Linked DNA regions of Homo sapiens: region 1 is linked to region 2. Evidence: read pairs that join two places in POLR2A ChIA-PET (ENCODE). Cell type or tissue: PC-9. All regions are shown on one strand. Links, peaks and the distances in the headings refer to the core of each region. The heading gives the core; the rest is flanking DNA. Region 1 has its middle 18 kb from the start of RC3H1-DT. Region 2 overlaps RC3H1 (ring finger and CCCH-type domains 1).

Region 1 (2,919 bases), core at 247-2,746, 85 kb before region 2:
GAGATTGTGCCACTGCACTCCAGCCTGGGCAACAGAGTGAGACTCTGTCTCAAAAAAAAAAAAAAATTGTGTATACATAATGAGATCTCTCAGGGATAAGACCTAAGACTAAATATGAAATTCATTTATGTTTCTTTTCTTTCTTCTTCTTTTTTTAGAGAAAAAAAAAATACCCTGTCAACCAGGCTGGAGTGTAATGGCTTGATCATTGCTCACTGCAGTCTTAATAGGCTCTTGGGCTCAAATGATCCTTCTGCCTTAGCCTCCCAGTAGCTAGAACTACAGGTACAAGCTGCCACACCTAGCTAATTTAAAAAATTTTTTACAGATGAGGTCTTGCTACATTACCCAGGCTGACCTTGAACTCCTGGCCTCAAGCAATTTTCCCATCTCTGCCTCCTGAGTAACTGGGATTATAGGAGCTAGCCATGGTGCTCAGCTCATTTATGTTTCATACATACTTTATACACAGAGCCTGAAGTTAATTCTATACAGCATTTTAAATAATTTTGTGCATGAAACAAAGTTTGTGTACATTGAACTGTCAGAAAGCAAATGTGTCACTGTCTTGGTTACCCATGTGGACAATATGTGTTTGTTCGGCATCACCATCATTCCTGACTCAAAATTTATGTGCTATTGATAAACAATAATTTTCTGACACTTATTTACACAAAAGTGAATTCACACACAAGTGGGAGGGTCTTGTTTCCTTTGAGGATGCTGAATAAACTGTGTTGTGCATCTGCATTTTGACTACAATCCATTACATGAGATCAGGTGTAGGATTGTTCACTTGTGGCATCATGTCAGTACTGAAAATGTTTCAGATTTTGGAGGATTTTCGATTTTGGATTTTCAGATTAGGGATGCTCAACGTGTATTACCTCTCAAATTTTCTACTTCCTTTGCTACAATTCCATTCTCACTAGTAAACTCTGGTTTTCCAGGGCCCCTGATGGCAGGAAGAGAGAGCCCCAGAGAGCAGTAAGAGTTTCCAGATGATGAAAAGAGAAATGCCTTATGATATTATGACCAGTATATAAGTGTCCTGAGTTTGGTCAGTGCGAATTGCCTTCAAGACACTATTCACATCTGGGTAATGGAGAAAATCCAGTTTACAAATCTCCAAAGCTGAGGAGCAGTCACCAGGCAGTGGTGATCTTGCCAAGTATTCTGCTAAGGAGAGCCTGCCAGAACAGTCAACCCTTAAGCCATACTTCCACTCAGTGCCCCAAATTGTTACACGCTTCCACTTGACAACCATCTGTCCTGATGTGACCATACTAGAGAAGCCATATAGTGCAGTAGTCAAGAGAGTAGACTTCAGAGCTAGGCAGCTGCAGTTTGAATCATGACTCTGTTATTATTCATTGTCACCTTGGGCAAGTAGCCAACCCTTCTGTGCCTGTTTCCTCATATGAAATAGGATGCTAACTGTGCCTACCTCACAAGGATGTTATGAGGAGCTAGGATGAGTAAAATGGTTCAGACAGTGCCCAGTGTATAAGTGCTCAAAAAATAGCAATTATGCAAAAAGCAAGTTCCGGGTAGGACTATGATAAAACTAGTTTAGGCCCAGTCTATTAACTCATTTTGGTAAAATATTAGGAAAAAATTGTAGAACTTGTTTACATTTTGTGATTATTTGTTGCTTCCCCATTTTCATCTATTTCTTTTGCCTACAAATTTGTTTCCCCATAGCTATTAACAGTGATTCCTTAAAAAGGAAAAGGGCCTCTAGGCTTTTTTTCTAAGGTAATCAAGGAGGGTTAGAGAAGGCTGAAGAGATGGTTTCTCAGACAGCCTTGTGAGGAGAAACATAGATGGTGTGGTGGCAACTGTGTAGAACAAAGGAATGCAGGACAAATTACATAAACCCCTGAGGGAAGAAATAAGTGTCCAAAGGTGTTGCTGGATCTCAAGATCTGTTTTTTTTTTAGAGACAGGATCTCGCCACATTGCCCAGGCTGGTCTTGAACTCCTGGGCTCCAGTGATCCTCCCACCTTGGTCTCTCAAAGTGTTGGGATTACAGGTGTGAGCCAGCATCACACCCAGCCTTCATTATCTCCTTATGAACAAGAGCTGATTTAAGCTTGGCCCAATGCTTACTCTCAGCCTACAAAAAGACAGTCTCCAATTGTTCAGTAGATAAAGTTGTTTGTAATACAAGTAAACTCTTGGTTAATACCCAAGGATGTGCTTTTTTTGGTGGCTATTTTCCTAGGGTATCGAAATACATTGTATCCCATATATTCTTTGGGTGATTTAGAACACCGATGAATTTTTTAATTCGCTCTAACCTTCAATAAATTTCTATATTTTATTTAGTTTTTAGAGACAGAGTCTCACTCTGTCACCTAAGCTGCAGTGCAGTGGCACGATCATAGCTCACTGAAGCCTCAGTTCCTGGGTTCAAGTGATCCTCTTGCCTTAGCCTCCCGAGTAGCTAGGATTACAGGTATACACCACCACGCCTGGCTAATTTTTTTTTTATTTTTTGTAGAGACAGGGATCTCACTATGTTGTCCAAGCTGGTCTCAAACTCCTGGCCTCAAGCAATCCTCTGGCCTCAGCCTCTCAAATTGCTGGGATTATAGGCATGAGCCACTGCACTCAGCCCAGTAAATATTTCTGAGTCTTCAACCTCTTATGAAGGTCAAAACCAAACTGATCTCTTGGATTGATTCCAAAATCTCCACTGAGTATACTGGAAAATATGTTTTTGCATATTCAACAATATTGGGCAGTTTTTCCTCCTACTCTTTAGCAGGATGACTTCACAGTCCAGATCCTGCAGCAGATTGCCAAGCTCAATTTCCAGCTCTACCACAGTTTTGATGAGTGACTGCTGGGCGATAACTTAACCTTTCTCTTTCCTACATTTCCTCATTTGTAAAATGGTGATAATAATAATA
Region 2 (2,919 bases), core at 311-2,810:
TATATTTCACCTTCTTTCTGTGCATGAACTAACATCTTTTTAGTAGACACATTATAATTGTACAAGTTTATGGGATACAGAGTGATATTTCTTTCTTTCTTTTTTTTTTTTTTTTTTTAATTTTTTGAGGTGGAGTTTCACTCTTGTTGCCCGGGCTGGAGTGCAATGGCGCGATCTCGGCTCACCGCAAACTCCGCCTCCTGGGTTCAAGTGATTCTTCTGCCTCAGCCACCCGAGGAGCTGGGATTATAGGCATGCACCACCACGCCCAGCTAATTTTGTATTTTTAGTAGAGATGGGGTTTCTCCATGTTGATCAGGCTGGTCTCAAACTCCCGACCTCAGGTGATCCGCCTGCCTTGGCCTCCCAAAGTGATATTTCAATACATATATACAATATGCAATGATGAAAGCAGGGTAATTAGCATATCATCTCAAACATTTATCTTTTATTTATTTTGGGAACATTCAAAATCCTCTCTTCCTTGGACAATTGTGTATGTGATACTCACTGCTGGAAGGTCAAGGTTACAGAAATGCAGGATGCTTCCAGAGAGTTTCAGGTCACCCTTTGACTGGTAGGTAGGTAGCATTTAAGTCATTCAGAACAGTCATCCAAATTTTCTTTTCTTTTTTTTTTCTTTTTTTTTTTTTTTGAGACAGACTCTTGCTCTGTTGCCCAGGCTAGAGTGCAGTGGCACGATCTCGGCTCACTGCAACCTCCACCTCCCAGGTTCAAGTGATTCTCCTGCTTCAGCCTCCTGAGTAGCTGGGATTACAGGCATGCACCACCATGCCAGGCTAATTTTTGTATTTTTAGTAGAGGCAGGGTTTCACCATGTTGGCCAGGCTGGTCTTGATCTCCTAACCTCAGATGATCTAGCCACCTCGGCCTCCCAAAGTGTTGCGATTATAGGCATGAGCCACTGCGCCTGGCCAGTCATCCAACTTTTCTTTGAAGAAGAGAGCAGTGTTACATTTAATTGTAAATTTTTGTATTATGTAACATTGTAGGAATAACATTCTTCCTGTGGGCTAAATAAATATCTCCTTATGATTTTCAGATTTTATTTCAAGGAAAAATGCTGGGTAGATCTACTGTTGTCCTTGCTTTTTGTATCTACAACATTGTTGACATAGTGTTTATCTCAAGATTCCTTTATAAATTGGCCGGGCGCGGTGGCTCACACCTGTAATCCCAGCACTTTGGGAGGCTACAGTGGGCAGATCATGAGGTCAGGAGATCAAGACCATCCTGGCTAACAGTGAAACCCTGTCTCTACGAAAAATACGAAAACAAAACTAGCCGGGCGTGGTGGTGGGCATCTGCGGTCCCAGCTCCTCGGGAGGCTGAGGTGAGAGAATGACGTGAACCTGGGAGGCAGAGCTTGCAGTGAGCCGAGATCGCGCCACTGCACTCCAACCTAGGTGACAGAGCAAGACTCCTTCTCAAAAAAAAAAAAAAAAGCCAACATCTCTTACTGCAAACGTGATGTTGTTGTTGTTGTTGTTGTTGTTGTTGTATGAAGATTGTGGTTTCTCTTTTTTTTTTTTTTTTTTTGTGACAGAGTTTCACACTGTCGTCTGGGCTGGAGTGCAATGGCGTGATCTCGGCTCACTGCAACCTCCGCCTCCCAGGTTCAAGCGATTCTCCCGCCTCAGCCTCCCGAGTAGCTGGGATTACAGGCGCCCGCCACCACGCTTGGCTAATTTTTTGTATTTTTAGTAGGAACAGGGTTTCACCGTGTTAGCCAGGATGGTCTCGATCTCCTGACCTCGTGATCTGCCCGCCTCAGCCTCCCAAAGTGCTGGGATTATAGGTGTGAGCCACCACACCCAGCCTAAGATTGTGGTTTCTTTCTTCCTCAAATCGAAAATCATTTTGTTGATATTCCTTTCTTTTGTCAATCTATCCTAGATACTTTCCATTTTATTTTGACTTTCAAGATCCTAAGTAGAAAATTTTAAATGTTTCTGTTTTCTTAAAAAAGAGACAGGGTCTTGCTGTGTTGCCCAGGCTGGTGGTCTCAAACTCGTGGGCTCAAGCAATCCACCCACCATGCCCCGTCCAAATTTTTTATGTCATTTGTAAATAAGTAAATAAACCTGGATGGAATTGGTCTATAGAAATAATGGATAAAATTGTATATAAAGATCAGTTTATGATGTTAAAAGTTTTCTTCAAAAAAACATAATTTTTTCAAATCAGGAAAAACAATCCTCTCTTCTAGTTTTTAGAAAATATATAGTAAATTATTAACTGTACTCACCCTGCAGTGCTATAGAATGCTAGAAGTAATTCCTCCTGTGTAGCTATAATTTTGTATCTGTTAACCAAGCTCTCTCCCCTTCCCTCCCCCCATTCCCTTTCTAGTCTCTCATAACCACAGTTCCACTCTCTACTTCTGTGACTCAACTTTTTAGCTCCCACATTGAGTGAGAACATGAAATATTTGTCTTTCTGTGCCTGACCAATTTCACTTAATGTGATGTCCTCTAGGCTCATCTATGTTGCTGCAAATGACAGGATTTATTTTTTTATGTCTGAATAGTATTTCATTGTATATATACCACATTTTCTTTATCAATTCATCTGTTGCTGGATACCTAGGTTGATTCCATATCTTGGCTATTGGGAATAAAACATGAGAGTGCAGATATCCCTTCATATACTGATTTCTTTTCCTTTGAATGAATGCCCAGTAGTGGGATTGTTGGATCTCTGTATTATTATTATTATTATTATTTGAGATGGAGTCTCACTCTGTTGCCCAGGCTGGAGTGCAGTGGCATGAACTTGGCTCCCTGCAACCTCCGCCTCCCAGGTTCAAGCAATTTTCCTGCCTCAACCTCTCGAGTAGCTGGGACTACAGTCATGCACCAACACGCCCAGCTAATTTTTGTATTTTTAGTAGAGATA

Evidence for each region. ChIA-PET counts read pairs that join two places held together with the same protein. Peaks named below come from ENCODE experiments on the same cell type or tissue, not always from the same donor. Only the 100,000 strongest peaks of a DNase experiment are listed, where the experiment ranks them.
Region 1: POLR2A ChIA-PET joins it to region 2 with 13 read pairs; 2 of 35 experiments call an interaction of 5 or more read pairs at or near these places.

The regions. Positions count from the first base shown.
Region 1 is chr1:174,039,063-174,041,981 of GRCh38, reverse strand. No RefSeq gene overlaps it. Among named protein-coding and RNA genes, the nearest start is that of RC3H1-DT, 18 kb to the right of the region's middle. In PC-9, for the core only: no CTCF peak of the experiment used is centred there; a DNase peak (open chromatin) is centred at 1,411.
Region 2 is chr1:173,953,867-173,956,785 of GRCh38, reverse strand. The region is part of intron 13 of RC3H1 (ring finger and CCCH-type domains 1); the gene reads left to right. Among named protein-coding and RNA genes, the nearest start is that of SERPINC1, 38 kb to the right of the region's middle. In PC-9, for the core only: no CTCF peak of the experiment used is centred there; no DNase peak of the experiment used is centred there.